2 separate regions of the Homo sapiens genome follow, and region 1 is linked to region 2. The links are chromatin loops, found by intact Hi-C in ENCODE. Cell type or tissue: mammary epithelial cell. All regions are shown on one strand. Each heading gives the region's core, and the rest is flanking DNA. Links, peaks and the distances in the headings are about the cores only.

The links. Hi-C counts contacts between places; a loop is a spot of excess contacts. Peaks named below come from ENCODE experiments on the same cell type or tissue, not always from the same donor. Only the 100,000 strongest peaks of a DNase experiment are listed, where the experiment ranks them.
Region 1: it touches region 2 in a loop (6-fold over the local background); 22 of 110 quality-filtered maps call a loop at or near these places.

What each region holds. Positions count from the first base shown.
Region 1 is chr19:46,192,122-46,195,035 of GRCh38, forward strand. All of the region lies in intron 2 of IGFL2-AS1 (IGFL2 antisense RNA 1), which reads right to left. It also overlaps a transcript of IGFL2 not described here. Among named protein-coding and RNA genes, the nearest start is that of IGFL2-AS1, 9.5 kb to the right of the region's middle. In mammary epithelial cell, for the core only: a CTCF peak has its summit at 1,665; a DNase peak (open chromatin) is centred at 1,160; H3K27ac peaks cover 1,513 bases.
Region 2 is chr19:46,264,067-46,266,980 of GRCh38, forward strand. No RefSeq gene overlaps it. Among named protein-coding and RNA genes, the nearest start is that of HIF3A, 32 kb to the right of the region's middle. RefSeq lists an enhancer at 1,246-1,540. In mammary epithelial cell, for the core only: a CTCF peak has its summit at 1,358 (motif pointing left); a DNase peak (open chromatin) is centred at 1,355.

The sequences.
Region 1 (2,914 bases), core at 188-2,687, 72 kb before region 2:
GCACACCCACAGGGACACAACAGTGGGCAGCAGGGGCTGGGGTGCAGGTGCCCTGTGGCTAGCGCTCCCAGGTCAAACCCTGACCTTGCCCCACTGACTGTGACTGTGGGTGAGTTATGAAGCCACTCTGTGTTTCAGTTTCCTCATTTGTAAAATGATGATGAAACCCAGACAAGATGAATCAATAATTGTAAAGAGTTATGAAGAATGCTCGATGCTCAAATTACATTAAACATTGTGGAATTGCTTTTCTGAAAATATTTTGTTTGTTATAACTTTACATAAATGCCTCATTCTTTTGCTTTTTTTTTTTTTTGAAATGGAGTCTCGCTCTGTCACCCAGGCTGGAGTGCAGTGGCATGATCTCAGCTCACTGCAACCTCCACCTCCTGGGTTCAAGCAATTCTCCTGCCTCAGCCTCCCAAGTAGCTGGGACTACAGGTGCCCACCACCATGCCGGGCTAACTTTTGTATTTTTAGTAGAGACAGGGGTTTCACCATGTTGACCAGGCTAGTCTCGAACTCCTGATCTTGTGATCCACCCACCTCGGCCTCCCAAAGTTCTGGGATTACAGGTGTGAGCCACTGCACCCGGTCTCTTTTGCTTTTTAAATAGAATTATTTGAAGTATTTTTGAAGAACAAAGCATGGAGTCATCCCAGCCTTTCTAGTGGCTGAGTATTATTGTGGTATAGTAATTCCCTCTTATCTCCACTTTCACTTTGGCGTAGGTTTCAGTTACCCATGATCAACTGTGATCTGAAAATATTAAATGAAAATATCAGAGGCCAGGCATGGTGGCTCATGCCTGTAATCCCAGTACTTTGGGAGGCCAAGGTGGGTGGATCACTTGAGGTCAGGAGTTCGAGACCAGCCTGGAAAACATGGTGAAATCCTATCTCTACTAAAAAATTACAAAAATTAGCCGGGTGCTGTGGCATGTGTCTGTGATCCCAGCTACTTGGGAGGCTGAGGCAGGAGAATCACTTGAACCCGAGAGGTGGAAGTTGCAGTGAGCCAAGATCGTGTCACTGCACTCCAGCCTGGGGGACAGAGCAAGACTCTGTCTCAAAAGAACAAAAACAAAACACAAAACAAAGAAAAAACAGTTCATAAATTTTAAAGTTGCGTGTCACACTGATTGTGAAATGCCGTGTCGTCCCGCTCTGTCCTGCCCCGCTGGTGAGTCATCCTTCGTGCAGCATATTGACACTGTAGATGCTACCGGCTCAGTAGTCTCCAGTAGCTGTCTCAGTTATCAGATCAACTGTCATGCTATTGCAGTGTTTGTGAAAGTTTCTCAAGAGGGCTTTCTTTATCGTAAAATAAAACCTTTATTTTACTTTGTAATGGCCCCAAACTGCAAGAGTAGTGATGCTGGCAATTCAGATATGCCAAACAGAAACTGTAAAGTGCTTCCTTTCAGTAAAAAGATGAAAATTCTCCACTTAATAAGGAAAGAAAAAAAAATGGGCTGAGGTTGCTAAGATCTATGGTAAGAATGAATCTGCTGTACCTGAAATTGAGCAGGAAGAAACAGAAATTTGCACTAGCTTTGTGTCCTACCTCAAACTGCAAAACTTACAGCTGCACTATGTGGTAACTGTTACAATATATTGTAACTGTTCTATTTTATTCTATCTTGGATGTCTCCCTTCGATGTAATGATGCTGCTCTGTCCAGCAGACACCGCTCTCGGGTCTAGGCTGCTATCAGTTCAGGAAGAGATGGGTATTTCTGGTCAGAGTATTACCACAGTGTGTTGGCTCAGCCTCTCTGTTTCCACCAGAGCCCAACAACATGTTAATAGCTCCTTCAGAAAAGGTGCATGATGAGTGGCCATTTCTGGGAGCCTAGAAGTCCAGAAACTTTGCGGTCATCAGACTCTGATGGCTTTTCCTTTTGGTCAGATTCCAGTCTTCCTCATCTCCTAGCACTGAAACTTGTCATTCAAATGGGGAGCTGGGCTCTACGGGACACAGGGGCCTGAGTAACTGCCTGAGGTAGGGCCTGGAGTGCATTGTACTCCCTGGACCCCCACTGGGGGTCCCTGGAAAGCAGCTATGTCTCTGGTTATCTGGTGCAGGGGGACCACCAGAATGCCCAGATGGAGTCTATGTTGTCTTTAATATCCAAAATACCCAGTGAGGCGTTGACTCCACGGTCTGCAAGGGCCTCTCTCTGCCTGGTACCAGATATCAGATGTGGAAAGGCTGTCAATCTCTTTGTTAGAAACCTCCTGTGGTATCAGCCAGGCACCCAGAGGCTGCCTCTGGCACAAGCGCTTGGGTTTAGAGTCTTCTGACTTTGTTTATTTTAACTTTCATCACTCATTGGGTCTGATCCCATTCTGCTGCAGAAAGCAGTAAAGCTTTTCAATGGCTTCACCAGGGACAATGCAAGCAAAAACCAATCAAGGGCCGGACACGGTGGCTCACGCCTGTAATCCCAGCACTTTGGGAGGCCGGGGGAGGTGGGTCACTTGAGATCAGGAATTCAAGACCAGCCTGGACAATATGGTGAAGCCCCATCTCTACTAAAAATGCAAAAATCAGCCAGACGTGGTCACGGGCACCTGCAATCCCAGCTACTAGGAAGGCTGAGGCAGGAGAATCACTTGAACCCCGGGAAGCAGAGATTGCAGTGAGCTGAGATTGTGCCACTGCACTCCAGCCTGGGTGACAGAACAAGACCCAGGCTTCCTCATTTTATATATATATATATATATATATTTTTTTTTTTTTTTTTTTTTTTTTTTTGGTAGTGTTTTTTGTTTTGAGACAGGGTCTTGCTATTTTGGCCAAGCTGGTTTCCAACTCCTGGCCTCAAGTGATCCTCCTGCTTTGGCCTCCAAAGGGGTTGGGATTACAGGGATGAGCCACTGCATCTGACCAAGACTTTTTTTTTTTTTTGA
Region 2 (2,914 bases), core at 197-2,696:
TCGTCCTAACTCCACTAGATTGCCCTGGTTAATGGGGTAATTCTGTGAGAAAACACAGGCGCATCAATATTGCAGTGTCCCTTACAGAAGCGCTGAGAGTAACACTATTGCTTTAGTTGGGGTCCTCATAGAACAGGTGATACCTCATAGAATTTTCTAGTGCTTTCCAATACCTCAATTGATATCATTCAGATTCGGCCGGGCGCAGTGGCTCACGTCTGTAATCCTAGCACTTTGGGAGGCCAAGGTGGGTGGATCACCTGAGGTCAGGAGTTCGAGACCAGCCCAGCCAATGCAGTGAAACCCCATCTCTACTAAAAACACGAAATTTAGCCAGGCGTGGTGGTGTACACCTGTAATCCCAGCTACTTGGGAGGCTGAGGCAGGAGAATTGCTTGAACCCAGGAGGTGGAGTTTGCAGTGAGCCGTGATGGCACCACTGCACTCCAGCCTGGGCGACAGAGACAGAGTGAGACTCCATCTCAACATATATGTATACACACACACATATATATCTCAGATCCTCTAGTGCAAAGTCACATATCTGTATGGGAGCTCCAATAAATTGGAATGCAGAGGTTAAAGGTTAATCAGTTAGCTACACCTACTAGGAACTTTCTCTGTTATAAGGGGTGGTGCCCACCAGGGACTGGTCCCATGGCCAGTTCCCACATATAATCTAACCCTGTATGGGATTTTAGAAGGTGGGAAACAAAGCCTGGCACGGTGACTCACGCCTGTAATCCCAGCACTTTGGGAGGCCCATTCGGGCAGTTCACTTGAGGTCAAGAGTTTGAGGCCAGCCTGGCCAACATGGTGAAACCTGGTCTCTACTAAAAAAAAATACAAAAATTAGCTGGACATGGTGGCCGGTGCCTGTAATCCCAGCTACTCAGGAGCCTGAGGCAGGAGAATCTCTTGAACCGGAGGGACAGAGGTTGCAGTGAGCTGAGATTGCATCACTGCACTCCAGCCTGGAGGCCAAGGCAGGAGGATCACTTGAGGCCAGGAGTTTGAAACCGGCCTAGCCAACATAGCAAGTCCCCATCTCAAAACAAAAAGCAAAACACAATATTTTGACCCAGGCAGTGTGAAGGGGGCAGGTGGCATCTTTTTGAAGATGCCAGAAAATTTGGGACCTCCAAACTTGGACAATGTTAGCAGCTGTCTGAGGCCACAAAATTAGGCAAACCACACTGGAGAAAGAAAATCCTTCGGAAACCTGTTCATTTAGGCAACTGTATGAGTTTCAGCTGAATTTTCTAAATGCCTCTAAATTACATCCTCAGCCTGGAGGGACATCAGAGCTGATTTGACTCACTTGTGGGGCCTGCTTCTGAGTTATTAACGTGGTTATGGCTCCCCCATGTGGTGGAGGGGGGCATATTCATTTTTTAAGTTCCTATTTCAGCCCAGCAGGGTGGCTCACACCTGTAATCCCAGACCTTTGGAAGACCCAGCGATCGCTCGAGCCCAGGAGTTTGAGACCAGCCTGGGCAACATGGTGAAAGCCCGTCTCTATTTAAAACAAAACAAAACAATGAAGTTCTTCCTATTTCTCTCCCTGTCCTTGACACGAGGGGATTCCAACTACTTTTTCTGCTAATCGTCCTTGTACATGAGCATATATACTGACAGGATTTTTACCTGTCCCAAATAATATGCCTTTGGTCCCATCCCCAGACAGGCAGGGAATGAACAGGCCATCTGTGACTCTCGGTCTTGCTCTGTCGCCCAGGCTGGAGTGCAGTGGTGTGATCTCAGCTCACTGCAGCCTCAATCTTCTGGGCTCAAATGATCCTCTTGCCTCACCCCCCCAAGTAGCTAGAACTATAGGCCCGCACCCCCGCGCCTGCCTAATTTTTTTCTTTTCTTTTCTTTTTCATAGAGATGGGGGTCTCACTATGTTGTGCAAGCTAGTCTCCAACTCCAGGCTCAAGCAATCCTCCCACCTCAGCCTCTCAAAATGCTGGGATTATAGGCATGAGCCATTGCGCCCAACCTGGATGTTGAGTTTTTTTTTTTTAAGAAACTGCCAAACTGTTTTTCAGAGCAATGTATAAATGATCCAATTTATCTCCACCCTTGCCAGCTTTCAATGGCGTTGCGGTTTTCAAAATTTTTAGCCATTTTAATTTAATTTGCGTTTCCCTAATGGCTAATGATGTTGAACATCTTTTTATCTGCTTACATGTCATCTGTATCTCTTCCTCATTGAGATGTCTCTTCATGTCTTTAAAAAGTTTTTATTTTCATTTGATTTTTTCATAGAGACAAGGTCTCACTATGTTGCCCAGGCTGGTCTCGAACTCCTGGGCTCAAGCAATCCTCCCACCTTGGTTCCACAAACTGCTGAGATGACAGGTATGAGCCACCATGCCAGATCCTCTTCAGGTCTTTTGCCCATTTTTTTAATGGATTTTTTTTTCACTATTGAGTTTTCACAGTTCTTTACATTTTCTAGATAATTGTCCTTTGTCAGGTATGTGCTTTGCAAATATTTTCTCCCAGACTATAGCCCTATCTGTCCTTCTAACTGGGTTTGTTTTTTGTTTTTTGTTTTTTGGGGGGTTTTTTTGAGACGGAGTCTAGCTCTGTTGCCCAGGCTGGACTGCAGTGGCGTGATCTCGACCCACTGCAACCTCCACCTCCAGGGTTCAAGCAATTCTCCTGCCTCAGCCTCCCAAGTAGCTGGAACTACAGGCGTGCACCACCACACCCAGCTAATTTTTGTATTTTTAGTAGAGAAGGGGTTTCACCACGTTGGCGAGGATGGTCTTGATCTCCTGACCTTGTGATCTGCCCACCTCAGCCTCCCAAAGTGCTGGGATTACAGATGTGAGCCACTGCGCCTGGCCTAACTGGGTTTTTCTTAGAGCAAAAGTTTTTCCTTTTCATAACATCCAAACTATCA